2 separate regions of the Homo sapiens genome follow, and region 2 is linked to region 1. Evidence: read pairs that join two places in POLR2A ChIA-PET (ENCODE). Cell type or tissue: Panc1. All regions are shown on one strand. Each heading gives the region's core, and the rest is flanking DNA. Links, peaks and the distances in the headings are about the cores only.

What was found. ChIA-PET counts read pairs that join two places held together with the same protein. Peaks named below come from ENCODE experiments on the same cell type or tissue, not always from the same donor. Only the 100,000 strongest peaks of a DNase experiment are listed, where the experiment ranks them.
Region 2: POLR2A ChIA-PET joins it to region 1 with 8 read pairs; 4 of 35 experiments call an interaction of 5 or more read pairs at or near these places.

What each region holds. Positions count from the first base shown.
Region 1 is chr20:19,944,210-19,959,908 of GRCh38, forward strand. RIN2 (Ras and Rab interactor 2) reads left to right here. Exons shown (of 13, transcript NM_018993.4): 5 at 12,406-12,598. Among named protein-coding and RNA genes, the nearest start is that of NAA20, 65 kb to the right of the region's middle. RefSeq lists enhancers at 13,800-14,531, 14,532-15,263. In Panc1, for the core only: no CTCF peak of the experiment used is centred there; no DNase peak of the experiment used is centred there.
Region 2 is chr20:19,854,899-19,870,597 of GRCh38, forward strand. All of the region lies in intron 2 of RIN2 (Ras and Rab interactor 2), which reads left to right. Among named protein-coding and RNA genes, the nearest start is that of RIN2, 100 kb to the left of the region's middle. In Panc1, for the core only: no CTCF peak of the experiment used is centred there; no DNase peak of the experiment used is centred there; H3K27ac peaks cover 1,817 bases.

The sequences.
Region 1 (15,699 bases), core at 4,059-9,058:
CTTCAGTATGGGCCATTATTTTCTGTCTCTCTACATAAGGGGCCTCTGGTACTAATATTCTTCCACAAGTTGTTGATCCCAGACCCACCACCTCTCTTCTCCCAACCCCGCTAAGTCCTGGCTTCATCTCCCACCTATCCAGGCATCTTGGCTGCAGCTTGGCATTTGAGGTGTATATTTGTGTTCCTTTTGATACATGGTCAAGGATCTACTGCCCCAAGATCAGGACCATGGTGGGCACAAGACTCTTGACTTCTGTCTCATCCTTGATTCATAAGATGACCCCTGCATTGGCCTCTTGTAGCTAGAAGCCTGGGCCCTCCGGCAATGCCACATCCCAGGGTGTATCTTTCTTGCCATTGCAGCTGGTTAAGACAACAGCCTGGAAAAAGATTTTAGTCTGGCATGCAGCTGAAGGGAAGCTCCTGGAGAAGCATGATATACATGGAAATTTTAACACAAAAATATCAAGAGAAGTGGCTTTTTTTTTTCTTTTTCCATCTGAAAGTTGAGGATGGCAATACCAGAGTCCAGGTTGAGCCTAGACACTAATGGTAGATGGAGAACTCTCCTGCTTCCAGGACCTGCTGGAAGCTGGCCTGTAGAAGCTTTGGGGTTTTGCTTTCTCCCAGGTCACATGAAATGCTGCCAAAACAAGCTCCAGAGTTGTGTTAATACCACAGGATTTGTCAGTCCTAGAATGGAAACACATTGCCTTGCTTTCTTTTTGTGACTATCCAAAAATTAGAAGACGGTAAGAAGTCATCCTGAAAACTCCCATGGAGCGGAACCATTACTCATAGTTTCAAAGACAGTCCAGGCACTTAGAATCAGAAGTTCTTTTCAGGTTCTGTTTATTTGTTTTGCTAACAGATTCCTTTTTTCAGCAAGAATCCATTTTTAGACACAGGGAAACTGAGATTAAACAGTGCATGGTAATGGGTGCAGGCCTCACAGTGATGAAGGGGCAGTGCTGAGGCTCTGATTCAAGTCTGACTTGGAGTCCTCTTTCCACCTAACCGCTGAAGATTAGGAGGCTGAGGGAGACTAGAATCAGGGTTGATTCCATTGAAACTATGACATGCCTTACCAAAAATAGCATTGTGATTTCAGTGCACTCACATGGGCAGGAGGTGGGTGGCTTTGATTCCGGATAAATTGATGACTGAATGTGAAAGCCCCTGAAGCTGTGTGTGGGGTTCCCACTGGGGTTTCTTCAGACCTCATGCACTGCACCTGCCTTTATCCAAGAGCACTTTCCTGCCAGGACTGTCTACCCTCTACTTTCTCCTGCACTCAGCAGGCCACTTTTGTTGGAATCCTAAATCTCATTCTCCGTGCTGGAATAAAGCATTCTGTATTTGGAGACCTTGGATGGAGCACTGGTCTCCAATGTCTGGTATTGGTGGGCATAGAATTATTGTAATTCTACACTAAAGCTCATCACTGACTTTTCTTTTTATCTTTCTTATCATTTTTTTTTTCACTATGTAGACTGCAGGAACATCATTGACTTTTACAACCAAAGCCACTCAAAGCCCACTCCTTGCTAGTTGACTTGAGCTTAGAAGGGGTGTCCATGGGAGAAATTAATGAGCAATAAGGAAGGATTTGTTTTTCTGGAAGGATTGGAGCTGCCTCCTTTTCTTGCCCCAGAGATGGCCAAAGGCCAGGTGGCTCTTGGTAGCTGTGGTGATTTTTGCCGCCCATTTCCTGATAAGCACAGAAACAAGAACGCTTTGTCTCCTGAGGCTGGAGCTGAGCAGCGGATTCTATTTGTTAGGGGGCCTCAGAAAGAAACTGCCCAGTGCCCCTAAGAATATTTCTCCCTGCCCGCTAAGCTCCTCCTCTTCCGTAAACCTTGCTGTCTGCAGATCACCTCCTCCTCAGGCCCCTGGTCATGCCTAAAGCAGACCTTTTATTAATTCCTGCACAGGGCTAGGCCTGAATATGGGCTGGGGATGAGGCCAGGCTAGTAAGGGAGAGAAGTCTGACCAGAGTGGAATGGGGTAGGGGCCCTGGAGGTGTGGGGACAGTAGGGAAGGAATGTGATGGGCCACAGATTACTTGCAGCTGAAAGAGATAAGGGATGAGGATTTGAACCCAGTTTGACAGGTAGGTAGGTAGGAGCCAGATATGGCAGGAGACATTCCAAGTAGCTTGAACTCAGTAATGAGGAAGCTGAGCAACAGCATGTAGATGTATCTACAGGATGATCTTCCCAGGCCGGCGCCGGGGTTCACACCTGGAATCCCAGCACCACTTTGAGAGGCCAAGGTGGGAGGATTGATTGAGACCAGGAGTTCGAGACCAGCATGGCCAACATGGCGAAACCCCGTCTCTACTAAAAATGCACATATTAGTCTGGCATGGTGGCGCTTGCCTAGCTGCTCGGGAGGTTGAGGCACAAGAATTGTCTGAACCTGGGAGACAGAGGTTGCAGTAAGCCGAGATTGTGTCACCACTGCACTCCAGCCCTGGGTGACAGAGCAAGATTCTATCTCAAAAAAAAAAAAAAAAAAAAGGGAAAAGCAAATTCAGCTGGGTGCGGTGGCTCACACCTATAATCCCAGCACTTTGGGAGGCCGAGGTGGGTGGATCACCTGATGTCAGGAGTTCGAGACCAGCCTGGCCAACATAGCAAAACTCTGTCTCTACTAAAAATACAAAAATTAGCTGGACGTGGTGGCGCACGCCTAAAGTCCCAGCTACTCAGGAGGCTGAGGCGGGAGAATTGCTCGAACCCAGGAGGTGGAGGTTGCAGTGAGCCGAGATCGTACCACTGCACTCCAGCCTGGGTGTCAGACTGTCTTAAAAAAAAAAAAAAAAAGCAAATTCAGTATCTTTACCATAATTAGGAAACACACTGAATACATATAACCATTAAAATAAGTAATGGCCATTAAAATTAAAACCATGCCTCCATGGATTACCTTGATGTATCCATCACTTTTTGGGAAACATTGTCAGTTTCTAACAACATTGAGATATTACAAAATATCAAAATTGGGCTAGGCATGGTGGCTTGTGCCTGTAGCCCCAGCTACTCAGGAAGCTGAGGCTGAGGCAGGAGGATCACTTAAGGCCAGGAGTTTGAGACCAGCCTGGGAAACACAGCAAGACCCCATCTCTAAAAAAGTATTTTTTAAAATTAAAAATTTAAATATCAAAATTAACCTACACTTTTCCACCATTAGAGCTTTATTTTGTTTTTGAGTTTTCCACTTAGTAGCAAAACTACAGTTCTTTATGTTTGGGAGACAAACAAGGTAATGAATCTTAAACCATAATTTAGTCAGAGTCAAAAGTAATATGGAACCTGAGTTCTGCTTTTGTTGTTGTTTTTGTTTATTGATAAGAACTTATCACATGATAATTAGCCCATTGTCTTCATTCTGTAACCACTTATTAAACACTTACCATGTAAACAATGAGAAACTTTGTTTTCATAAAAGTCTAGGAGATTCCCGGAAACCTTCAGGGAACGAGCCCTCAGGCTTCAAGAAAAGCCAGGATTTTTCGTAAAGACTGTTTTCAGGGAGTGCCTGGCCAGAAAGGTGAGACTTGCAAGGAGAGACATGGGCGGAGCCTGCCGCTCACTCCTTCAAATCCCAGGTCTGGGGCAGTCCTTGTAGATTCCACCAGGATTGGCCTGGGAAAGCCGGCAAAGCAAGCAGGTGTTGCTCTTCCAAGAGGAGAGTTCTCCATACCTTGTGGAGCCTGACATGGGAGAGAAAGTCCTGTCTAGGGCCAGGGTTTGGGGAACTGAGATACAAGCCGAAAGCCAAGCTGCTTTTGAGAAACTGTGATAATCCTTCCTCCAACTAACTGCTGACCCAGTCATCCCAGTGTCTCCAGATGACTCATGTAAGTAGAAGCAAACAGGGTACCTTGATAAAACACAAGGGTAGACCACAGATGGTTCCAGCTCCAAGGCAGATGTGATACTGACAGTGCTGAGACACAGCTGCTCGCACAGACACACGGAAGGGAGCCAGAGAACTATGGAACTTCCCCTAGGAAAGCATCATTTGACTTACGGGCCACAACCACCTTATTTATCTCCATAGGGGACTTGCCATTCATTCTATGAGGGGTTTTCAGATATTGTTAATTAACTAAACCAATCCCATCCTAGCTGAATTATGATCTAACAGTCTGCTATAGACTGGAAAAAAATATATACATATACATATTTTTTTGGAGACGCAGTATCCATCTGTCTCCCAGGCTGGAGTGCAGTGGCGTGATCTCGGCTTACTGCAACCTCCGCCTCCCAGGTTCAAGCCATTCTCATGCCTCAGCCTCCCGAGTAGCTGGGACTACAGGAGCGCGCCACCACACCCAGTTAATTTTTGTACTTTTAGTAAAGACAGGGTTTCACCATGTTGGCCAGGCTGGTGGAAAAATCATAGTACATTTTAAATATTTGTTTGAAATCACTTTTGTTCTTAAAAAAAATCAGGCACATCTTACCATAGATGATATTAAATTGTCCATTTAAAAACTCCAGTTTCTCGGGAACACTCCCCAAGGCAACTTGGAAGTATGCCCCAGACAAAAGTGATTGTCTTGAATGATTTTAATTTTAATTTTATTTATTTATTTATTGAGACAAGGTCTCACTCTGTTGCCCAGGCTCGAATGTAGTGGCATGATCACAGCTCACTGCAGCCTCAACCTCCTAGGCTCAAGCAATCCACCTCCTTCTGCCTCCGAAAATGCTGGGATTATAGGTACAGGCCACTGCACCAGGCCGTAATTTTACTTTAAAAAAAAAAAAATCTAGGCTGTACACCGTGGCTCACGCCTGTAATCCCAGCACTTTGGGAGGCCAAGGCGGGGGATTGCCTGAGTTCAGGAGTTCCAGACCAGCCTGGACAACGTGGTGAAACCTCGTCTCTACTAAAAAAAATACAAACATTAGCTGGGCATGGTGGTGTGTGCCTGTAATCCCAGCTACTTAGGAAGCTGAGGCAGGAGAATCGCTTGAGCCTGGGAGGCAGAGGTTGCAGTGAGCCAAGACTGCACCATTGCACTTCAGCCTGGGTGACAGAGCCAGACTCCGTCTCAAAATAAATAAATAAAAATCTAATTGCTCGGCTTAGTGAAGGTGTGGTTTTACACACATAGAGGAGGTTTAGGGGGCTTTTTGTTTTACTTGTTTATCCTCATGTCCTGCCACTGAGGGCAGAGCCACACAGGGCACAGCACACCTGCTGCCACCCACAGCCTAATGGATGTGCACCATCCTTGGTTGACAGAGTAAGAATTTGTCATTTTGCCTTGAACTTTATTTTTGCTATTTAACAGCCAAACTAGGTTTCTTATATCTAGAAAGTTGTTCACTTTATTTACTCAGTCAGTAAGTTTTGTCACAGAAATGGCCTCGCATCACATTTCTGTGTATTTTTGCCTTATTGTCTCTCATTTGCAAGGTCAAAGTGTACATTTCAGATGTATGGTTGGGGATGCAGCTCGCGGGAGCGGGTGATGTAGGGGGAGGTGCAAGGGAGGCTTCATAGCATGCTTTGTCTAGACCCTGGTCACTAGGACTGGTCATTAGGGGCTGCGCTGGTAGACTGTAATGTCTTCTGGAATTCTGAATTAGGACAAGAAAAGGCATGCATCGTTTGGAAGTTCTGCTCTGTGTCGATGGTTTCTCTGAGGTGAATCTGATTCTGGCAATGTTAGTAAAACTAACCCTTGTCTGCCTGGTTGTCCTACTCAGAAAGAGCTTTCTGCAATCACTTACTCTCCCACCTGCTCAGGCGACTAATGTTGGGCCATGGGAAGGAAGGAAATCCAGCCCAGTGGAAAGGCTTCTCTCATCCCATACTCCAAAGAACCTTAACCTGGTTGTCACGAGAGCAGGACAGGTGCTGGAGAGCCCTGCCCTTCCAAAGTGGATGGAATATCCACCCATCTGCTTCAAAGCCATGAGGCCCAGGTTTGGTTGTAATTGGAATGGGTGGAGGCTGTGACTTTTGGGTGAGTGTTTGTTCTCTGCCCCTAGAGGCACCTTATACTTTGCGGGCCATTCTATGGTTTGCCCATTGTATTCACATGTGGGTCTCACTGTATCTGTACCTAAGTTTTATCTCCCCATGATAGCAGCCCTAGACACCTAGACATAGTGGGAATGGCTGCACAAATAAATGAGTTTTATAGTTATAAAAACTCAGTGAGATGGTAGATATTATTACTTCTCCTCCAACCTATTATTTTGAGAAATTTCAAACATTATGGAAAAGTTGCAAAGATAGCACTGTTCAGTTAATTCACTAAGTGCTGAAATTTTGCTACATTTTCTTTATCTCCCTATTTTTTTTCTTTTTAGGGGGAGCTCATCATTTGACACTTTCTTTCTTTCTTTCTTTTGACACTTTCAAACATGTTTATACTTTGCCCTTAAATTTTTCAGTATGCATGTCCTAAGAATAAAAGCATTTTTCCTTTGTAAGCATAATAAAATTATCACACTTAAGGAAATTCTCCATTTTATTTTATTTTATTTTTGAGACAGGGTCTTGCTCTGTCACCCAGGCTGGAGTGCAATGGTGCAGTCTGGCTCACTGCAACCTCCACTTCTCGGGTTCAAACAGTTCTCCTGCCTTAGCCTCCTGAGCAGCTGTGGCTAGAACTGTAGGCACACCCCACTGTGCCTGGCTAACCTTTTTTTTTTTTTTTCTTTTTTTGGGACAGAGTCTAACTCTGTCACCCCCGCTGAAGTGCAGTGGTGCCATCTCAGCTCACTGCAACCTCCACCTCCCAAGCTCAAGCAATCCTCCCGCCTCAGACTCTTGAGTAGCTGGGACCAGAGGAACGCTCCATCATGCCTGGCTAATTCTTTTCTGTATATTTTGTAGAGACTGGGTTTTGCCATGTTGCCCGGGCTGGCCTCAAACTCCTGAGGTCAAGCGATCCATACACCTTGCCCTCCCAAAGTGCTGGGATTACAGGTGAAATTGTCCTTTATAGATCTTTTTATACTGATGCCATATATGAGTTCCAGGCTATGCACTCCATGTAGTTACCACATCTCTTTATTCACCTCGAACCTGTATTAATCCTACAGCCTGTTAAAATTCATAACATTGACATTTTTGAAGTTTTGGCCATTGGTTTTGCTGTCACTGAAATTTGGATTTTTCTGATTGTTTTCTCCTGTATACATTCAGGTGAGTCATATTTGGGAGCAGGAAAGACACCTAGGTGACATGGTACCTTCTCAGAGCCTCACACTGGGGGCACTTGATGTCAGGGCAGCTCATTTTTGGAGGAGTTAACACAGATCACTTGGTTAAGGTGACATCTACCAGTTTCCTCCATTGCCAGGGTACCTTTTCATTTTCACAAGTCATTAAGTGATCTGTGAGGTGATATTTTAAGACTATGACTATCCTATTTCCTAAGTCTTTTGCCTTCTGATTTTAGCATCCACTCAATTTTTGCTTGCATTGATTACTACCTGGTGGTGAAGGTATTGTTATTTACTATTTTCAGATCAAAAGGGCGAGGCTCAGAAAGGGACCTGAGCAAGGTCTCACATGCCCAGCTGAGCTAGGAGAGGAACCTCATGCTTCCTGCCCTGAGCTTGGCTCTGTGGCCATTCCACTATGACCATGTTTTTATTGGAATCTCCTGGATTGTATCACAGTGTTTTACCTTTTATGAACCTCTGTTCACTGCCTTCCCTCCTGTTTGCATGCAGACACCTTTCTTAGAAATCGCTAGTTTCTATGAATCTCATCAAGTTCTGTCATAGGTTGAGTTCCCTGGAAGGAGAGCCTGATTTGGGGCTTCTTGTGCAAGTGATTCAGAAGCAGCCTGCCAAGGAGTGAGGGATCCAGGATGGGAAAGGGAGGAGGCAAGGCAAAGACGTGGGCTCTGCCTGGTCCCACAGGGAGCTCAGCAGCGTGAATAGCCCCCCAGAGTTGTCTCAACTCAAGGCTAGAAGGCCACTCTTCTCCATCTCACATATGTAGAAAGTACATATCAGTATGTCACTGGCAGTGAGTCTGCTCTCAGGGAGAGGATGTAGCTTCCTGGGCATTTCCAGGAGAAGAGGGGCAGCTGTGAGCTTTCCACAGCCAACACTCGCAGCAGATGGGGCATGGGTGCCTGCCCTAGAGGAGGGGCTCTAGGTGGAGCACCAGTAGCATCCCCTACATGTTCAATGTTCTCACATTAGTTTTTTCCTGAAGGTTGTTCCTGATAAAAGCCAATTTGTCCTGTAATAATATGCTATAAACCTCAAGTGGCTGGCTGAATCAAGGTGTCAGCTTAGTCATTTGCAAAGGCAAGGGATAATTATGGTTGCTGTTTTATAAGGCCCCATGAATCTTATTCACCATCTTCCTGTCTGGGCCCTGCTTTTTAGGCTGAGGTCACTTGTCAGAACAAAGGCTTTTCAGCTCCTTGAAACCACAGAGGAGTCACAGGATGCGCCCTTCTAGGGAAGGAAGATATGTCAACGTGTTTACTTTCAGCACACATGAGCATCACGATTGTCATGTTAGACACTGTCCAATTTGGTCTTGGCAAAATATGGCCAACCTGAGATGGCAGTGATAAAATATTTATTTAGTCGCCAAGAATTCTTTTAGTGGCATGGTACCCATCCCGCGCCCGCAGCCCCTAGCAAAACAAAACCAAACCCCTAATTGATCTGAGTTAATATGCATGTTTTACACTTGGATCTCAGGCAAATGTTCCTTACAGTGTTGTCCTCAGATTGGTCACTGAGAGCTTGTTAGAAATGCAATGTCTCTGGCTCACCCCACACCTGCAGAAGCTGTGAGTCTGAAACCAGGAATCTGTGGCTTAACAAACCCCAGGTGACTTTCACGCAGGCTCTCAAGTTTGACAAATACTGATCCAAAGTAGTGGTTGTAAACTTGGTTGCACGTTGGGATCCCCTGGGGAATTTTTTTTTCTTTTTTTGGAGACGGAGTCTTGCTCTGTTGCCCAGGCTACAGTACAGTGGAAGGATCTCGGCTCACTGCAACCTCCACCTCCCATGTTCAAGGCTGCCTCAGCCTCCTGAGTAGCTGGGACTACAGGTGTGTGCCACCATGCCCAGCTAATTATGGTATTTTTAGCAGAGACAGGGTTTCACCATGTTGACCAGGCTGGTCTTGAACTCCTGACTTCCAGTGATCCAACCGCCTCAGCATCCCAAAGTGTGCTGGGATTACAGGCGTGAGCCACTGCACCTGGCTTTTCTTTTCTTTTCTTTTCTTTTTGAGACAGGGTCTTGCTCTGTTGCCCAGCCTGGAGTGCAGTGGCACGATCTCCACTCACTGCAACCTCCGCCTCCCCAAGTTCAAGCAATTCTCCCGCCCTAGCCTCCTGAGTAGCTGGGACTACAGGCACCCACCACCACTCCTAGCTACTTTTTGTATTTTAGTAGAGACAGGGATTCACCATGTTGGCCAGGCTGATCTTGAACTCCTGGTCTCAGATGATCTGCCTCCCAAAGTGCTGGGATTACAGGCTTTAGCCACCATGCCTGGCTTTTTTAGGTGATTTTTATCAGCAGCCAGGGTTGAGAATCACTTGTCTAAAGCTGGCTCTTTTACCTTCTATGAAAGGAATTTTAACACCAGCTTCACTTTGAAGAGTATGTTTTTTTAACTGCAAATATTCACTTCCCAATACCTGCAGGCCCTGGAATGGCATTTGCAGAAGGAGAAACTATTCTTTTTGGCACAGAGTCTCCTACCTGGAAATTTGTAGCAGAAGTTGAGCAAAGCTTTCACATATTTGAGAAGAAATAAAAAGATAAATCTTGAATGAATGAGTGAGATTCCTTAGGCCTGCAGAAAGTCACGAAGGTGATGGAGAGAAGTTAGGACGGGGGTCTCTGGCCAGTCCACATGCCAACACTGGGTATTATTATTGAGTCTGCACACCCAAAAATGATCGGCATAGGTTGGCTTCTTCTAAATTCAGTCCCACCTCTTAGGAGTAGAGTTGTCCATGTGGAAATATCACACTTCCTTCCTTTAATTTCCTTTTTATAACTCATCATACATTCAGTTTCATTATCCATCCTTCTCAGTGCTAAATACATTATCTAGTTCACACAGTTGAGTTCCTTTGGGTTTAGAGGATTGAAGACCATATGTACCCGAATCTAAACCTGCTTGTTTGGACATGAATGGTCAGGTCTGGTGTCCCTTGGCTGCCCCAGGATAGGGCTTGATGACCTGCTCCTTGAGAGCCAGGTTAAGTGTCAGTTCTGAGTTTGGTAAAGGGTGAGAGAACCCAGAGCGAAGCTGCCTTGGATGGAAATGTCAGCCCCCTCTCTCTGACCAGGGGCTTGACCTTGAGCAAGATCCTGACCTGAGCTAAGACTCCTGGTCCTCTCTGTAAAACCGGGATCATGGTGCCTGTGGTCCAGGGCTGCCAAGAGGAGTAAATGAGAGAATGTAGGTAAAGGGCTTGGCACACAACAGCCGCTACATGGATACAAACTGCCCTGTGCCCCTCACCCCTGTGTCCCTCACCCCTGTGCCCCTCACCCCTGTGTCCCTGACCTGACTTGGTACCCACAACATTGGATAAATACCAGAGCATGTGTAATTTCTAGTTCTGCTGTTTCAAGGCTGTTATCACTCAGGACAGCTCAGTAACTTCTTAGGCCTCGGTCTTCTCATTGGTAAAATGGGAATTAAACACTCACTGACAGAACCAGTATTGGCACCAAAAGGATGTCAATATGGTTTGGTCATTAAGACGTAATTCACATACCATAAAATTCACCCTTTTAATGTGCATGATTCGCGGGTTTTAGTACCTTCACACATTGTGCAATTATCACCACTCTCTAATACCAGAACATTTCCATCACCCTGGAAAGAAACCTGGTACCTGTTTGCAATCGCTCCCCATTCTCTTTTCTCTCCCCCATTCTCTGGAGCCCACTGATCTACTTTGTGTCTCTGTAGATTTGCTTGTTCTGGATATTTCATGTAAATCGAGTCATTCAGTATGTGGCCTTATGTCTGGCTTCTGTCACTGAACAAGATGCTTTCCAAGTATATCCATGTTGCAGCATGCGTCAGTGCCCCATTCCTTTTTATGGCTGAATAATATTCCATTGTAAGAATAGATTACTCTTTTTTTTTTCTTTTTTTGAGACAGGGCCTCACTCCTGTTGTCCAGGCTGGAGTGCAGTGGTGGGATCATGGCTTACTGCAGCCTTAAACTCCCAGGCTAGAGCCATCCTCCCACCTCAGCCTCCTGAGTAGCTGGGACTACAGGTGCGCATGACCACACCTGGCTAATTTTTGCATTTTTAGTAGAAATGGAATTTCGTCAGGTTCCACGGGCTGGCTTCAAACTCCTGGGTTCAAGTGATCTGCCTGCCTCAACCTCCCAAAGTGCTGGGATTATAGGCGTGAGCCACCACACTTGGCCACATTTTGTTCATCCACTCATCAGCTGACAGACATTTGGGTTGTTTCCGCTTGTTAGCTATTATGAGTAATGTCGACATGATTTTACGAATAGCACAGCATCACTCCTCTGTGAGGTTTTATTATAAATAATGTCAGTAATAAAAATGCTTAGATTTGTGAGAAGAAATAAAATCCAATCATTCAGGTACAAAATAAATCTGTGTGAGTGCATTTGCCTTTAGACTGGGGCATGGTTGTGCTTATGAGAAATGCTACTGAGCATTAGGAACTCACGGTTACCATCCATGCTATTTCGCATTTAGGGTTCTGTCCTCAAAGTTAGAAATGTTTTATATTGGCCAGGCAGGGTGGCTTATGCCTGTAATCCCAGCACTTTGGAATGCCGAGGTAGGCGGATCACCTGAGGTCAAGAGTTCAAGACCAGCCTGGCCAACATGGCGACACCCTATCTCTATTAAAAATACAAAAATTTAGCCGGGCATTGTGGTGTGCGCCTATAATCCCAGCTACTCAGGAGACTGAGGCAGGAGAATCACTTGAACCCAGGAGACGGAGGTTGCAGTGAGCCCAGATCGCGCCACTGCACTCCAGCCTGGGCAACAGAATAAGACTCCATCTCAAAAAAAAAAAAAAAAAAAAGAAAAGAAAAAGAAAAAAAGAAATGTTTTATGTCGGAAGACAAAGCCTGAATAAATGGCATTTAGGATGCTTAGAACTTTTGAAAATGGGGTTAGGAATAGAAGGTCAGGTCTGCCCAGTGCAAAGTGTTCTTTTTAATATTAGAGATAGAGGGTAAAATAAAACATTGTGTCTGCCCTCAGAAAGCTTTCAGTCTGGAAGAGAAGATGATTAAGGGGGCGATCACAAGATGGGGTATGTGCGGTGGCAAGCCTGGCCTATGAACTTGTAGGGACGGTCTCCTTGTTAGGGAAATGGTACTGCAGCCAGCTGACCGTGCCGCTTCTCTTTCTCCTAGCATGGTAAGACACAAGGATGGTGGCTATTCCGAGGAAGAGGACGTGAAGACCTGTGCCCGGGACTCAGGCTATGACAGCCTCTCCAACAGGCTCAGCATCTTGGACCGGCTCCTCCACACCCACCCCATATGGCTGCAGCTGAGTCTGAGTGAGGAGGAGGCAGCAGAGGTCCTGCAGGCCCAGCCTCCGGGGGTAAGACTCAGAACCTCGGGAAGCAGGTTGAAGCAGGCAGGACTGCTGCCGGCTTAAAGAAAAACACTTGGAGTTAGTTCCAGAAATTTCTTCCTAGCTTGTAAGGAGCATGTCTCTTGATGTGTAACTGGTTTTCAATGCAGAAATATTCTGTAAACCCAGGAACAGAGCCCTTCACGATGTGTCTTTCTGTCTTTATCTGCTCAGTTACCATGGGAGGTACAAGGATCCAGCAGAGAACTGAGCATCTGGGTAGCGAGTAGGGGCCACTGGCCAGAAGCCTGGGTCTGACCTCTTGAGCCTGGACACTGAGGATGAGCCTGGGTCTGAGATCCTTGGTGGCCTCTGCTACCTTCCTCTCCTTCTGAGCCTGGGAGCCCTGCCAAGGTCCAGCCATCCAACTTGGGACCCAGCCTTCAAAAGTTCTGTGTCCACAGACTTGCCTGCTCTGTAGTCCTCTTTTCCCTGGGCTTTCCACACAGACTAAAGTCTAATATGGTTTCCTCAGCTACTGTCTATCCAAGACCACTGTCCGTCCCATCCAGACCACTCCACGACTTGTGGAAGGTCCTCAAAAAAGTGACTGGAGCCGGGCACGGTGGCTCACGCCTGTAATCCCAGCACTTTGGGAGGCCAAGACGGACAGATCACTTGAGGCCAGGATTTCTAGACCAGCCTGGGCAACACAGTGGCACCCTATCTCTACTAAAATTACAAAAATTAGCCCGGTGTGGTGGCACACGCCTGTAATCCCAGCTACTCAGGAGGCTGAGGCAGGAGAATCACTTGAACACAGGAAGTGGAGGTTGCCATGAGCAGAGATTGTGCCACTGCACTCCAGTCTGGGCGACAGAGCAAGAATCTGTCCCCCCCAAAAAAAAAAAGTGATTGGTATCTCTAGTGCTATCCAATATGGTAGCTTCTTGCCCCATGTGGCTGTTTAAATTTACATGAATTAAAGCAAATAAAATTAGAAATTCAGCTCCTCAGTTACCGTAGCCACATTTTAAGTGCTCTCTGGCCTCGGCTGGCTGCCATATTAGATGGTGCAAAATTTGGAACATTGTCATTGTAGTACAAAGTTATAGTGGACGGCATTTGTGTACAGTGTCTACTTCCAAAGGATAAATACAATAAGTCACAGATAAAATAATACTTAACACGCAACACAAGATAGAAACTAAGAACTAGATGGAGAAGCAAGGAGAAAATCCCATTAGTAGCTAGCTGAGGAATGTCATAAGAATTGGGCACTAAATACCTTTTTGAGTTTCCTAGCAGTCAGAGTCTGTCTGTTCTCACTTTTTAAAAAACATATGAATCTTTCTTTATTCCTCATCAGGCAGAAACAGGTAGAACTAAGACGTCTGCTAGAACATGCTCAGGGGAACAAGGCACGGTGCTTTCTCATCTTTGCAGAGAATCCCTTGGCCATAACACAGAGCTGCTGCCTCTAGTTTTGTTCTATAGGATCAGGATTTCCTCACCTTCTGTGAAGCCTAACTTTCAGCCAGTTGAATTGTCTGCTCTTGCATTTCTGCAAAACATTCCAAAGACAGAAGTTGCTGCAGAGCTAGGCAACAGCCTGCCCAGCTCCCCCTCCCAAGGTAGGGCACGTCCACTCTTGCTGAAACCTGCATGGGAAACAAGCCAGGCATGTTCTCTCCATCCACCTGCCTGATCCCTGCACAGGGCCTGCCTGATGAGATTGGGCAGGTTGAGGGCAGGGCCAGGACAGGAGTAACGTGGACCAGGACAGTCAAGAATAACGAAGGGAGAGGCCAGGCATGGTGGCTCAGGCCTGTAATCCCAGCACTTTGGGAGGCCAAGGCGAGCAGATCACTTGAGATCAGGAGTTCGAGACCAGCCTGGCCAACATGGCGAAACCCCGTCTCTACTAAAAATACACAAGTTAGCCAGCCATGGTGGCACGCACCCATAACCCCAGCTACTCCAGAGGCTGAGGCAGGAGAATTGCTTGAACCCAGGAGGTGGAGGTTGCAGTGAGCTGAGATTGCACCACTGCACTCCAGCCTGAATGACAGACCAAGACTCCATCTAAAAATAAAATAATTAAATAAAATAAAGAAGAGAGAGAAAAGCAGGTGGCTAAAAGTGTGTGAAAAAGGAGGATTTGAGAGACTGGCCATGGTGGCATGAGTGAAGTGGGCTCTTGGGGTGCCCATCCTTAATTATTCTACAATCTAAGATAGAGGTCCACAGACTGTTTCTGTAAAGGGCAAAGTAAACTATTTTTGGCTTTGCAGGCCATAGAGTCTCTGTCACAACTACTCAACTACACTATTGTCATGCAAAAGCAGCCATAGACAATATGTAAATGATCGAGCGTGGCTGTATTTCACTACAACTTTACTCAGAAACAGATGGCAGGATGGATTTCGTCTGCAGGCCAGACTTTGCCAACCCCTGATATAACGTAAGGCTGCAGTCCTCCAAAAAATAAGGCCTAGAGGTTGCACTCCCCAACCCCAAGGCTCAGGGAGATCTCCACTTGGAAAAGGGAGTGTTACTTCCTCTCCTAACAACCAACAGCTGCCTCTCCACAGTGCTTTGGCCTCTTACCCCCCTGGATGCTATTTAGGAAGCATCTGCTTCAGTTTTAGGGTGTCCCAGAGGCACTGACTCCCAGAACCTGCTACTGGATGAGTCCTATGGATGCATCCCCATGGTGCCAGGAGAAAAGAGAACTCACGGTCTTCCAGCTTCATTCTTCACCAGATACCCAAGTCCCATACCCATCTTCCCACCCCCCAAATAAAGTATCTTATGAGATATCAACTGGAGATAAAGAGAGGAGCAAAGATTAGGCAGGGAAAAAATGAAAGGCTATAGAAAGGTAGGGGAGAGAATAGGTAGAGAGTAAGGTGTTTAAATGCAGAGGAAAGAGAAGTAGCTAAAGAAGCATGACAGACAGAATAGGAGAAGGGCCATGCTCCACAGAAGGGAACCAGGACTCAGCTGGGCTGCCACACGCCATACTCCAGGGAGAGTCACTTCATTTGTAGGCTAGGTGAATGGTGCCTCCTGGAGTTGTGCAGTGCACGGCCTACACAACAGTACACAGCATACTTAACTCTGCA
Region 2 (15,699 bases), core at 7,048-12,047, 86 kb before region 1:
CAGAACTTCCAAGGCTATGTTGAATAGGAGTGGTGAGAGAGGGCATCCCTGTCTTGTGCCAGTTTTCAAAGGGAATGCTTCCAGTTTTTGCCCATTCAGTATGATATTGGCTGTGGGTTTGTCATAAATAGCTCTTATTATTTTGAGATACGTCCCATCAATACCTAATTTATTGAGAGTTTTTGGCATGAAGGGCTGTTGAATTTCGTCAAAGGCCTTTTCTGCATCTATTGAGATAATCATGTGGTTTTTGTCTTTGGTTCTGTTTATATGCTGAATTACATTTATTGATTTGCGTATGTTGAACCAGCCTTGCATCCCAGGGATGAAGCCCACTTGATCTTGGTGGATAAGCTTTTTGATGTGCTGCTGGATTCGGTTTGCCAGTATGTTATTGAGGACTTTTGCATCAATGTTCATCAGGGATATTTGTCTAAAATTCACTTTTTTTGTTGTGTCTCTGTCAGGCTTTGGTATCAGGATGATGCTGGCCTCATAAAATGAATTAGGGAGGATTCCCTCTTTTTCTATTGATTGGAATAGTTTCAGAAGGAATGGTGCCAGCTCCTCCTCATACCTCTGGTAGAATTCAGTTGTGAATCCGTCTGGTCCTGGACTTTTTCTGGTTGGTACATTTGCCATCCTTTGATGGCAACTTACAACCCCTTCTGACCATGTAGTCATCAAGTGGTTGTCATTTCCTGAATGTGTACAAGTTTGCAACTGGACATCCTGAAGTTTCCATCAACCAACCATTTAAGGAGCATTTAAGGAAGGAATATGAGTCTTTCACTGACCTCTTCTGTAAAATCAAGAAAACACCAACAAGAGACTGGCAAAACTGACACCGGAGGCTTGGGGGAAAAAAATCCCAGAGACAAAAATGAAACATCTTGGCCAGGCATGGTGGCTCACGCTTGTAATCCTAGCACTTTGGGAGGCCAAGGCGGGTGGATCACAAGGTCAGGAGTTCGAGACCAGCCTGGCCAACATGGTGAAACCCTATCTCTACTAAAAATACAAAAATTAGCAGGGTATGGTGGCAGGCACCTGTGATCCCAGCTACTCGGGAGGCTGAGGCAGGAGAATTGCTTGAACCTGAGAGGCGGAGGTTGCAGTGAGCAGAGATCGCACCATTGCGCTCCAGCCTGCGTGACACAGCAAGACTCCTTCTAGAACAAAAAAAAAGAAGAAAAATCTTTTAAGAGACGCTACATCATGAATGTCCTTGAAAGATCATACCCTGTATATGAAAGAACTTTAGGGATATCTTAATTAATTAATTTTGCTTTTATTTTCCTTGTAATGCGCATGGGAAAAACTGTGCATGACGACATTCTGTGTCTAAATATGATTTTAGGGTTTTAAGAGTTATTTCAATAAGATTAAAGTAAATTCTAAGAGATAAGAAAATAAATTCAGCCTGGTCAACATAGTGACAACCCATCTCTACAAAATAAATTTAAAAAATAATTTTAATTAGCAGTAGTTGGGCATGGTGACATTTGCCTGTAGTCCCAGCTACTCCAGAGGCTGAGGTGGGAGGATCGCTTGAGCCCAGGAGTTCAAGACTACAATGAGTCACGATCATGTCACTGTACTCCAGGCTGGGAGAGAGAGTGAGACTTTGTCTCAGAAAAAAAAAAAAGAGAGAGGGAGAGAAAGGGAGGAAGGAAGGAAAGGAAGGGAGGGAGGGAGGATGGAAGAAAGGAAGGAAGGAAGGAAAGAAGGAAGGAAGGAAGGGAGGGAGGGAGAGAGATATTGCCATGGTTTAATTGGCAATGTCTGTTTCATTAGATGATACATAAAATAATGATGTCCTTTACTATTGATGGAGGCTCAAATGCTATTAAATTTTGTATTTCTCCACTGGAGCATTCCAGCGACTGGTCATCAGAAATGGAACTAGCACCATGAGCGAGGTAGCTTTGGCTGTGAACTGATTCCAAATCTTGCAACGTGGCCAGTAGTAAAGAAACAAGATGAGAGGCCACTTTTTATATGGCTTTTTAAAGCCTTTATATATACATACTGGAATATCTTAGCCAGTATCCCCCCTCATTTTTTAAAACCTTAATTTTATTGAGATATAATTTGTATACAGCAAAGTGCAAAGTCTTAAGTGTACAGCCCAGTGAACTTTAGGCAGAGACCCCGGTAGCCACCATCCAGATCAAGGTCTAGAACATTTTCATTATCCCGGATGGTTTCCTGTCCCTTTCCTAGTCAATGCCTCCCTAAACAAGAATACCCATTATTCTGTTTTCTATTAATAGCAATGTAGATTAGTTTTGCCTGTTATTGATCTCCATATATATGGAATCAAAATGTATACACCTTTGTGACTGGCCTCTTTTGCTCAACATAATGTTTTGAGCAAATGCATCCACGTTGCTTCATATATCAGTAATTTGTTCCTTTTTGTTCCTGGGTACTTATCCATTGTATGAATAATACAATGGATTCATTGTATTATTTTCATATTGATGGATATTTAAATTGTTTCTAGTCTGGACTATAATGAATAAAGCTGCAATGAACATTTCTGTACGTGTATCTTTTTGTAGACACATACATCCATTTATTTTGGATGTATAACTAAGAGTGGAATTACTGGATTATAGAGCAAGCATAGATATTAGTAGATTATTCCAGCTTTCTAAGGTAGTTGGACCAATTTTTATTCCCACCAACACCATATGAGAGTTCCAGTTGCTAACACTTGGTATGATCAGTCTTTTAAATTTTACTTATTCCAGAGGGTGCATGGGAGTGTCTCAATGTGGCTTTAATCTGGATTTTCCTCACTGGATATGGTGGTACACACCTGGAATCCCAGCTACTTGGGAGACTGAGGTGGGAAGATTGCTTGAGCCCAGGAATTTGAAGCCAGTCTGGGCAACAAAGTGAGACCCTGTCTCTAATAATAATAATAATAATAATTTGGATTTTCCTGATGAGTAATAATGTTGAACAGTCTTTTGAATGTTTTAGGTTTGAATATTCTCTGTAGTGAAGGCTCCATTTAAGCCTTTTGTTCTTTTGAAAATGTGTTTTGTCTTCCTTATATATTCTAGCCAGAAGTTATTTGTCTTACATGTGCATTTCAAATATCTTCTCCTGCTCTATGTCTTATTCATTCACTTTTTAATGATGTGTTTTGTTGAACAAAAGCATTTAACTTTAATGAGGTCCAACTCATCCCTTTTTATGGTCTGTCTTTTTTTAAAAAAAAATATTAAGATGGCTTGAGTTTTTTATGTCCTGTTTAAGACATTTTTGCCTACTCCTTGTTTTTCTGTCTTACAACCCCTGTTTCTTTTGCCAGTTTAATTGCCTGCCCTTTTCTTGAGTGGGGAGAATAGGAATCAGGTCAGGCTACATCTGAGTGAGGAAGGAAGGGTGACAGAGTTAAATTAGGAAAGCGAGGCCAACAAATTAGGGGAATAGATTGAAGCAGGAAGAGGCCCAACACTGTCTGATTTTTGGTCTAAGGGACCTGAAAGCCTTTGAGTCTGGGTAACCTGATAACTGACTTCAGTGCTGTCCAGCCCAAATATCTGCATTGCGTCTCTTAGAGTGTTTGGAGAAGCTTGTCAAATTTTATGAAATCAACCTCTTCCGTGCTCACAGCCCTGATCTATTGCCTAGAAACATGAAAAAGTTAATGAAGTTCGTGTTTTAAGGACATCGTGCTAATGTCTAGAGACCATCATTTTCCTTCTAAGTGCTCAAAAACCATCTTGATAATCCCTTCTTGACCATATCCAGGAAATGAAACCTCCATTTGGAATAATATTTACTTATTCCTAATCCTCTGACTCCTTCCCCATTCTCCATAAGTTTTCCTTACTTACTAAAGATGTCAATAATTCCATGATCTCATCTGTCTTCCTACAATCAAGGGTAAATGTTTGGGTCTGCTTTTCATAAAGAGACCCTGGCAGGGCCTGAACTGAGCTGACCATGTAGTGGAGACCAGAACAAAGCAGGAGTTGGCAGGGGGCTCGGGACATGCAGGGAGAAGGCGGGACTGCTGCAAACACGGTGGAGGACAGAATACATTTCTTAAAGTAGCTTCAGATTAGGTAGCAGCAACTGAGTTGAGATCCCTGGGCTCAGAAGATGGACTCTGGAGTCCATAGGGCTTTCTTGGGAAGATAAACAGCTCTACAGGGAGAAAATACTTCCATGCCAGGCCCTTCCAGGGGGTCATACTTAGAATGTTGGGACTACATTGATGAATCAGAGTCTCCTTAGAGGCACTAATTGGCAGGAACAAGATGGGGAGGAGCCATCCAACTTCCAGGGATGAGCTGGATGAGGGCAGGCAGGATGTGGCTGCAGAGACGCCCCTGGGCGTCCACCCTCAGGCACAGGGAAAGGGAGTATGGTGTAATAGAAAGAGAGGACTGCTGGGATTCACACATTCCTGGTTCTAATCCTGACTCTACCACTTATTAATTGTGTAACATTAGGCAAGAATAGTGCTTCCATCCGAAGATTGACTAGAGGGTCAAATAGGATACTGTGCATAAAATGCCAATTTCCCCATTTTCCTCCCATTTCTTTGGCTCTTCCTTCTGGTTGCTCTACCCAACAGACAGCTTTCAATTCTTATCTTTCTTGCCCACTTTGAAGCACTGGCACCATTAAATAGTCACAAGGTCTTGAAATATAACTTTCCCTTGACTTCCATGAAGATCCCATCTATTCCATGACAGTAGCTACCATGTGCATGCTGACAACTCCCACGTGACTATCTCCGCACATAACTCCTTCCTAAGAGCCAGATCCATTGATATACCTGCTTCCTGAACTTTCCACATGGATGTCCTACTGACAGCTCAAACTCAACAATTCCAAATTCAGCTCATTATCTTTTCCATAAATCTTTCCCTTCCTCACCTGCGTTCTCTATATGGAGAATCCAGTCATCAAGCCCAAAACTTGGGAGTCATGGATTCAAGTGCAAGTGGTTTATTTGGGAGATGATCCCCAGAAGCATCACTGGGGGATCTTGGAAGTGAAACAAGGAAGGGAAGGAAGCCAGTATAGAGTGTTTTATCAAGCCTGGCACCCCTGTGGACAACTGGAACTGAATCCCACTGAAAAACTTGGAGATGCTGTAGAGAGCACAAGCTTCAGAGTCACTCATCCCAAGGTGCAAAGGAGCTGGGTGTTTATTTGCCAACTCCTGCCAGGCATTGGCTTATCTCTGTCACTGGCTGCCCCTTGCACTTCTGGCCTTCCATAGGTGTGATAGCATTAGGTCCCACCACCAGAGAAAACCCTCAGATGAAGTGGCACAGATGCTGATGGTTGGAAGTCAGAAATGGAACTCCTGACTGGTGCCAAGAGACATCCTGTATCGGGTCTGCCCCTTTACATGGGTGATTCTTGTTTGTTTGTTTTTTTGTTTTGTTTTTTGTTTTTTTTCTGAGACGGAGTCTCACTCTGTTGCTCAGGCTGGAGTGCAGTGGCTCGATGATCTCGGCTCACTGCAACCTCCACCTCCTCAAGCAACTCCCCTGCTTCAGCCTCCCAAGTAGCTGGGATTACAGGCACACACCACCACACCCAGCTAATTTTTTTTGTATTTTTAGTAGAGACGGGGTTTCACCATGTTGGCCATACTCGTCTCGAACTCCTGACCTCAGGCAATCCACCCACCTTGGCCTCCCAAAGTACTGGGATTACAGGCATGAGCCACTGCACCTGGCCGGTTAATTCTAAGCTAATTTTCAGATTGCCTAGTTGTCTTCTCCTCTTGGGACCCTTGTGTTTCTCTCACACTCACTCCCCATGGAGTCTGGATGGTGTGCCCCTCTCTCTCTGTTTTAGCACTGATAAGCTTGTCTTTTAATGGTTTCTTATTTAATTATGTCCCTCACTGGACTATGAGCATATTCAGAACAGAAACCAAACTCTGATTCACCTTTACATCCCCATAGTTGAGTTAATGAATGACTAAGTGAACGAAGAAAAAAGCCATAAAAGAGGTGGCACAGCACATAACCAACTGCAAGTTTTTGCAGATAACCCAGGAAAGTAGCAAATTAAAGCCAGGGCAAAGAACACCCTTCTTTCACTATTACAAATCCTATGATAACATTCGGTCAGGTCTAAACCCACAGCCAGTCTTTCCTTGTTAAGTTTAGGGTTAACAGTTCCCCTTATGACTTTATGAGGTAGAAAATATTCAGCAGAGTCAATCAAGAATGTGTCAAATGTCCTGCTTTGATCAGTCTCCGGGCAGATGTCACACTATTCCTTCTACCCTTCTTGATCCTGTCCACCTCCTAAACTCCTATTCTTCCTTTAAAGCCTGTCTCAAAAGTCCCACCTCCTTATAGGTTTCCATGACCCTCCAACCTCTAGAGAAAATTGATTTCTGCCCAGCTGCACTCTACTGTCATTGTCAGCCTTTGCTATGATATGTTCCACCACAGCCCTTCCCCTTGACAAAGATTCTTGGCTTGACGAAACTTTAGTCAGGCTCCTGAACCTCCTCCTAGGTGCTTCTGAGCACTTCCTTATAAAATCTAGTTTTAACAAAGAACCCTGCTAAGTAGGTTGAGCAAGAACGCCCTGCCCTCGATATCTGATCACCCTCCATATCTGATCACCCTCCATATCTGATCACCCTCCTTATCTGATCACCCTCCATATCTGATGATCACCCTCCATATCTGGTGATCACCCTCCATATCTGATGATCACCCTCCATATCTAATGATCACCCTCCATATCTGATCACTCTCCATATCTGATGATGACCCTCCGTATCTGATCAACCTCCATATCTGATGATCATCCTCCATATCTGATGCTCACCCTCCATATCCGATGATCACCCTCCATATCTGATGATCACCCTCCATATCTGATGATCACCCTCCATATCTAATGATGACCATCCATATCTGATCATTCTCCATATTCAATGATCACCCTCCATATCTGATCAACCTCCATACCTGATGATCACCCTCCATATGTGATCACCCTCCATATCTGATGATCACCATCCATATCTGATCATCTTCCATATTTGATGCTCACCCTCCATATCTGATGATCACCCTCCATATCTGATGATCACCCTCCATATCTGATGATCACCCTCCATATCTGATCACCCTCCATACCTGATCAGATTTCTTCACTGCCACTATCCCCCAAGTGGAGTCCGGCCATCCTGGCCTGTCTTCAGCAACCTGCTAGGTTGGTTTAGCCAGAGTCTCCTGACCCTGATGTTTCCTCTTGGTAATATGCATATGATACATAAACAGTTATACAATAGATATCCATGGTATTAAAATTTAATGGAGGCCCCATCCACTGTCCCTCCACTCTTCTCCTTGGCTATAAATTCCCACTTGTCCATACTGCATTCAGAGTTGAACTTGGCCGGGCGTGTTGGCTCACACCAGTAATCCCACCACTTTGGGAGGCCGAGGCGGGTGGATTGCCTGAGCTCGAGAGTTCGAGACCAGCCTGGCCAACATGGTGAAACCCTATCTCTACTAAAAATACAAAAAATTAGTCGGGCGTGGTGGCAGGCACCTGTAGTCCCAGCTACTTGGGAGGCTGAGGCAGGAGAATCGCTTAAACTCGGGAGGCAGAGGTTGCGGTGAGCCAATATCGTGCCACTGCACTCCAGCCTGGGTGACAGAGTGAGACTCCGTCTCAAAACAAACAAACAAACAAACAAACAAACAAGCAAAAACAGAGTTGAACTCAATCTCTCTCCTCAACCACCCATTGCCACGGACTGAATAAAGTCTGTCTTACCAGGCATTAACAAGTATCATTGAATAATTTTTTCTTTAATGCTCTTTGTAGACTATGAGTTCTTCAAAGTTAGAACCAGGGCTGGTCTTAGTCATCTTGGTGTTCCCAGTGCTTGGGAGCACAGTCCCTAGAACTGAATCCTTGCCAAATGCACGTTTTCTGAGTTGAATCCCCTTTCACTGCAAGATCTTGTCTTTGGATTGGTTTGTAACATGACTTAATGTAGCAACATCTGCCCTCCAGCGTGGAGCCAGCAGACTTGTACCATGTTCCTCCCTCTTGGCATCATCTACTTTTCTCTCTTCTTTCACCCTCTGCTCTGTGCCTACCCTTGTCCTCTCAACTTATGTGTTTACCTAAGGTGAGCGTTTTCTCATATACATCTTATTGCTTTGTCAAATCAATCTGAATAGGAAAAATCAAGAGGAACAGCATGTGTGTGCAAGAAGAAAGGCAGTATACATGTGCAGCCTGTCATTTATGCATGTGGCCTCTGGAGTCAGCACTTGTCACTTCCACTTACTCCCTGTTGACTTTAGGAACATTATTTAACACGTTTTGTCTCATTTCTATAACATTTGCAGTGATTAAGGGCTCACCTGTCATAGATGTTGTGCGTTACATGAAACCATGTATGTGCCTCACCCTTCTGCCCTGGGCCTTATCATTGCAGCTCACACCAACTTGACTGCTGGCTGCTTGCATTTGCATCTGTCTGTCTAGAGAGTACTGGGGAGTTAATGTCCCCACAAGCAGCCTTCAACCAATGACTGATGGAAGTCAGCTGTATCAGTACCCCAGCTCCCTCACCCCCTTCAGAAGGGATAACTCTGAAGCTTGTGTTTGACACTGCTTACCAGCATTACTCTGTGAGATTAAACTCCATTTGTCCACAGCTGTCAATGGCTTGAAAATCATCCTCCTCTTTCCTGCCTCACTTTCCCATTCACCTATCAGTATTTCTCAGGACCACTTTCCCAGAAATTACCAGCCCTAGAATCCTTGCCTTGGGGTTTGCTTCTGGGAGAAGGCAAACTTTGACAGTATGTAAAGTGCTTAGCTCATTCCTTGCATCTAGGAAGTCCCAGAATGGTTGTTTCTGCTGTTATAAAACTGCGGTTCATCGGTAGAAAGCAAAGATGACCATAGATGGGAGAGGTCATTCCCATCCTGTGTTCATCTTCACACTGCTCTGGGAAACCCCATATGGGCATTGCCAGGCTGTGAGAGCACAGTGAATAATGGTCAGTTTACAACACGCATTCTCAACAGGGGCTAGATTGCCCCCAAGAAGGCAAGAATTGGTTCTCGGGGGTGGGTGGTAAAAAAAAAACTTTTTTTTTAATGTATAAGACACAGATATGCATATGATACATAAACAGTTATACGATGGATATCCATGGTATTAAGATTTAATGGAGGGATCAATTAGAAAAAAGGGTCTGAAAAGGCTGGGAAACAATAGTTTGCAAGAGGCGGGAGAAGTTACTATTGACAGTACCCTGGTTTTTGACCATCCTGGGTGGCACTGTTTAGTTTGCAGGGTCATGTCCTCTTCTGGAGTGAGGAGTTAACAGCTGAACTTTCATAAAGTTGTTTGGTTAAGTTTGCCCCACAGGGCACAAGCTTTTTGGCAAAACATTCAACTGTTTGTGGTTAGGATTTTCCTGGTTCTTATTAACACCAGACCTGGTTACATTTAGAAGATCATGACGCTTGGCTCTATAAACAAAATTACCAGGTCGTGAAACACAGCATCCTTTGAATCCTTCCTTCCTGACTTCACCAAAGTCCCTCCTCCAAAGCAGACAGCATGGAATTTGACAAGAAGAAAAAAGGACCAAATTATTTGGTTCCAATACACTTCTCCTTTGTCAAAATATGATCATTTAAAAGTTTAAAAATAGAGCCCTCCTATTGACATATAAGGAGCGTGGGGTTAAAGACTTATTAGGAAGGCATCAGCAGGTGGGTAAAGCTAGTTCAAAGCAGGATGGGTACAAGAGATTGGTGTATATGTAATCAGTCTAAAGAAATCCTGCTGAAATAGGCTACATATACTCGCTGCCTGTGATACAAAACTGGTTACCATCCTCAAAGGGCCGTCAAACCATCATCTTTGGAGTTGTTCTCTACCAGACAAATTTTATTTGTAAATTATATTTGGATGATTCTATTTGGGCATTTTGGACCATTTTTTTAAGATCACCTAAATTCACCTTAACACTTTCTATAGCATTCAAGCTAGGATATGAAATCTTAACAAGTTTTATTTCTTCATTTTCTCTTTTAAGTATCTGAAAGACTACCTGAAAAACCTGAATTAGCTTATCCCTTTTACATCAAAGATGCTGGGGAGCAAGGTGCAGACAATGGTTTGCTGTAAATGTTTACGACTCCCCCAGATTTAGTACTTGCCAATTTCCATGGTGTAAATAAATACTCCAACCATAATCATCTTCAAATTACTAACAGAATGTCCTTAGGCAGAGTTAAGGAGAGATGCTCACCGTCACCATTGTGAGATGGCATATTTTGGTCCCAGCATGTCATCAGGTGTGTGCTATGACATATTTTCTATACAGTATAGTCACAACATTCAGGTTCCTTTCTGAGGAGGTACACTCAGGCCACTGGGTAAATGCCTCTGAAGAGCCAGAAAGATCAGCTCAGCTAAATAAAACTGCCCAATAAAACTGTATTCCCTGGAACCTTAATACATACCCTGAGGGGTCCTTCAGGGATTACACAATTTTAAATTCAAATTTCATTTTAAAAGTTATACTTTCTTTCTTTTTTTTTTTTTTTGGCAACAGTGTCTTGCTCTGTTAACCCAGGCTAAAGTGCAGTGCTGCAATCATGGCTCACTGCAGCCTCAAACTCCTGGGTTCAAGTGATCTTCCCTCCTCAGCCTCTCAAAAAGCTAAAACTATAGGCACACACCACCAGGCCCAGCTAATTTTTATTTTTTATTTTTTGTACAGATGGAGGGTCTCACTTTGTTCCCCAGCCTGGTCTCAAACTCCTGACCTTAAGCAATCCTGCTTTGGCCTCCCAAAGTGCTGGGATTACAAGCATGAGCCACCATGCCTGACCAAAAGTTATACTTTACAAAAATATAATAAAAATATACACATACATACATATGTAGCAAATGTATAAAGGTGCATTTGCATACATATAATAGAAGTGGTCCCCAACCTTTTTGGCACCAGGGACCAGTTTCACGGAAGACAATTTTTCCATAGACCGGGGTTGTGTGAGGGATGGTTTTGGGATGATTCAAGCACATTACATTTATTGTGTACTTTATTTCTATTATTATTACATTGTAATATATAATTAAATAATTATACAAGTCACCTTAATGTAGAATCAGTGGGTGCCCTGAGCTTGGTTTCCTGCAACTAGATGGTCCCATCTGGGGGTGATGGGAGACAGATCATCAGGCATTAGATTCTCATAAGGAGCACAGAGTGTAGATCCCTTGCATGTGCAGTTCACAATAGGGTTTGTGCTACTATGAGAATCTAATGCCACTGCTGATCTGACAGGAGGCAGAGCTCAGGTGATAATATGAGCAATGGGGAGTGGCTGTAAATACAGATGAAGCTTCACTGCCTCACTCACTGCTCACCTCCTGCTGTGCAGTCTTGGGGGGTGGGGGACCCCTGATATATAGGACTGATGAACTCCAAGTTCAGAATTCTTGTAACCTCTGAAAAGAAAAAGGATATATGATAGACAGGACTCCACAGGGCTGGGGAGTGCAGAGAGACATGTTACATCTTTAAACCTTTTTGTATATCTTTAACATTGCATACAAAATTCACAAAACACATAGCCATATATGCTTTTTATATCAAATTTCAAGCTTTTAAAAAACATTAACGTGAAATTGTGTTTCTAGATTAATTTTGGATATTTTATTTTATTTTATTTATTTTGAGACAGAGTCTTCCTGTGTCACCCAGGCGGGAGTGCAGTGGCATGATCTCAGCTCACTGCAAGTTCCACCTCCCAGGTTCAAATGATTCTCATGCCTCAGCCTCCTGAGTAGCTGGGATTACAGGCAGGCACCACCACACCAGCATAATTATTGTATTTTTAGTAGAGATGGGGTTTCACTATGTTGACCAGGCTGATCTCGATCTCCTGACCTCAAGCGATTCTCCCGCCTTGGCCTCCCAAAGTGCTGGGATTACAGGAGTGAGCCACCATACCTGGCCAGATTAATTTATTTTTCAACACACATGTTAGTGTTTTGCTGTGCGAAAACGTTAAACCATCACTAAGAATCTTGTTTATTTTTATTTTTTTTTTTGTTTAATGGAATGCATTTTTACATTTTTAAATAATTTCAAATTTACACAAAGTTTGCAAGTATAGTACAGAGACTCATAAGATGTCAGTTATCCAGATTAACACATTTTAACATTTTACCATATTTGTTTTATTTCTCTTTTTTACCTCTCACTCCACACACAACACGTGCACACATGCTCATGTGCACACACACACACTTTTTTCTAAACCATTGGACAGTAAGTTGCATGAGTCACGCCTCTTTACCACTCAATACTTTAGTGTTTACTTCTTAAGAACAAGGACATATTTTTACATCATCACAATCCAGTTACCAAATTCAGGAAATTTAACATTGATGCAATACTTTAATCTGTTGCCCATATTTCAGTTTTTCCAATTATCCCAATAATGTCATTTACAGCATTTTTTTTCAGTTAAGCATCCAACTGAGGATCATTTATTGAATTGAGTTGTCACTTCTGTTTAGAGACTCCTTCACTCTGAAATGTATCCTTAGCTTTTGTTGCCTTTTAAGACCTTTACGTTTTTAGAGCATGCAGGCCAATCATTTTTGTAGAGTGACCCTCAGTTTAGGTTTGTCTGATGCTCCTCACAGTAGATTCATGTTTTGCACCCGTGGCAGGAATGCCCCAGAGTGATGCGGTGGCCTCCTCAGTCCCAGATATCAGGAGGCACATGTGGCAGGTTTGTTTTATTCCTGGTGACACCAGCTCCAATAGTTTAGTTAAGATGGTGGTGTCCACCAAGTTTCTCTGCAGTGGGAGAATTTTAAGAGTTGTGGTTTGTCTAAAACTGAGAGATGAATCAAACTGGGAGGGTATTTAGACTTTGCTGGATGATGGCCCCAAAGCTGCTCTGAAAATGCTGTGCAGCTGGGTGAGCCGGCCTGCTCTCTGAACTGCAAGGCGTTTTCGTGGGACAAGAAAGGGCAGCATCAGCAGCCTGTTCTGTGGCTGGGGCTGCAAAAGCCATCAGTGTCGTCATGTCTGGCGTGGGGCATGCTGGTGCACAAAGAGCCGAACCAAGCTCCACAGCAGGAACTGACACCAAGCCAGGCCCCAAGGAGGCCTGTGAGTGTGGCCAGTTCCCTGCTTTGGTGACGTGATATTTATGCACCACGGCTCTTCTGAGGTTTCTCCAACTTTCCCATATAAAATGAAGATGGCCTTTCTTCTGAGCCAGGGCTGCCCAAGTGGCAGGCCACAAACCACGCATCGCCTGACCCAGGCTGGGGCAGCAGCGTCTCGGAGAAAAACAGGAAATTGGGACATACGCGCTTTCCACCGCCTGGCTACGTTATGAGTTTCTTAGTGGTTCCATGTGGCTTGAGTAACAGGGTAATTTTCCTTAATGCAGTAAAATACCCAAAGGAATGAAGATGTATTTTATTGGACAACGTTTTATTTTAGTAAATTATTTAGTGTCCAGCACTGTTTGAAGTACTCTTACAGATTCGCTCCTGAATTCATACCACACACTTTCACTGGGCCAGGAAACACGTGAAATGAGCAGGGCAGGTCTTAGGGTTTCATCCGGGTTTTATGATATGCTGGGCAGACCGTGAACATTCGACAACAGGCCGTGCTCCATCCTGTAGGGGCACACAGCCTATGTGAGATAAACAGACAGCTATAATCATGATGTTGTGGAGGCTGTCAGAGGGACCTTGGGGACCCAGAAAGGGGAAGGGCTGATAATGGGAATAGGTAATGAAGGGAAGCTAGCACAGAGATGATCTCTGACCTAAGTCTTGAGGGATAAAAAGGTGTTCACTAGCTGGGCATGCTGGCTCACACCTGTAATCCCAGCACTTTGAGAGGCCAAGGGGGGTGGATCACCTAAGGTCAGGAGTTCAAGACCAACCTGGCCAACATCGTGAAACCTTGTCTCTACTAAAAATACAAAAAGTTAGCTGGGTGTGGTGGCATGTGCCTCTAATTCCAGCTACTCGGGAGGCAGAGACAGGAGAATTGCTTGAACCGGGAGGTGGAGGTTGCAGTTGAGCCGAGATCACGCCACTGCACTCCAGCCTGGGTGACAGAGCAAGACTCCGTCTCAAAAAAAAAAAAAAAAAAAAAAAGTGTTCACCAGGTGGTGAGGCATTTTAAACAGAGACTGAGTGATGTATACAGAAACACGCAGGGTGGATGAGTCTGCGCTGGAGAGAGGGATTAGAAATGCAAATAAAGGTTTGAATGAAATTGATGAAGACCATATACGCTGTGGCAGAGTTTGGACTGATGTCAGGGCCACCTTGATTAGATTTTGTGTTTTAGGCAGGATTTCCCAAACTTGAGAGGAAGGGTTTCTGGGGAACAAGACCCTCACTATTCCTTCAGAGGTTACTGACTTTTGTGACATGGTGAGGTGGGGAGACGAAGCCACGTCATCACTGGCCACACTGAAGATGGGTTAGCACTGACCCCAGGGAAGGGCCAAACCAAGAGATAGAAAAAGCTGGGGAAATGGGGCCTGGTTGAATTGTGGAGCTGCTGGATTGGCCCATGCCACTCCATGAAGCCTCCACCCTCACCCTGGACTTTAGGCCATCCCTTAATCACTTTTACTGCTTAGAGATTTTTAAGCTTTTATTTTGTTCTTGGGTTTTTTTTTTTTTGAGAGACAGGGTCTCGCTCTGGGGCCCAAGCTGGAGTGCAGTGGTGCAATCACAGCTACTGCAGCCTCGAACTCCTAGACTCAAGTGATGCTCCCACCTCAGCCTCCCAAGTAGCTGGGAATACAGGTGTGCACCACCATGCCTGGCTAATTTTATTTATTTATTTATTTATTTATTTATTTATTTATTTATTGTAGAGAAGGGGGTTCGCTATGTTGCCCAGATGACAGTGCTGGACCCAAGCAATTCTCCCGCCTGGGCGTCCCAAAGCATTGGGATTACAGGCGTGAGCCACCTCACGGGGCCAAGTTATTTTGAAATAATGTCAAACTTCCAGAACCGTGGCAAGAATAGTTCTGAGGACTCCTCTGTACTATTTGCACAGGTTCACTGACCTGTGCCATTTTGCCCCATTTCCTGTATCAGCCTCTGAACCAGGTTAGAGTAGATTGTAGCCATCAGGCCCCTTCACCACTTACTGCACCAGTATATACTTCTGAAGAACATGGAGGTTCTCCTACATTCCCACAGTTCGATGACCCAAGAATGGAGCCTAATCATCATATGATACTTTGATCTAAACCCGAGATGCCAATTGTTATCATTTTTCCCAATAATGTCCTGTATAGCATGTTTCTTTCTCTAGTCCAGGAACTAGTCCAGATCATGTCTTTTGCAGGAAGGTGTCAGGCCTCTTTAATCTTTTTTAAGAGTGATTCCTCAGGCTAGGTGTAGTGGCTCAAGCCTGTAATCCCAACACTTTGGGAGGCCAAGGTGGGTGGATCATATAAGGCCAGGAGTTCAAAACCAGCCTGGCCAACATGGTGAAACCCCATCTCTACTAAAAATACAAAAATTAGCCAGGCACGATGGTGCACGTCTGTAATCCTAGCTACCCAGGAGGTTGAGGCACGAGAATCACTTGAACCCAGGAGGCAGAGGTTGCAGTGAGCCAA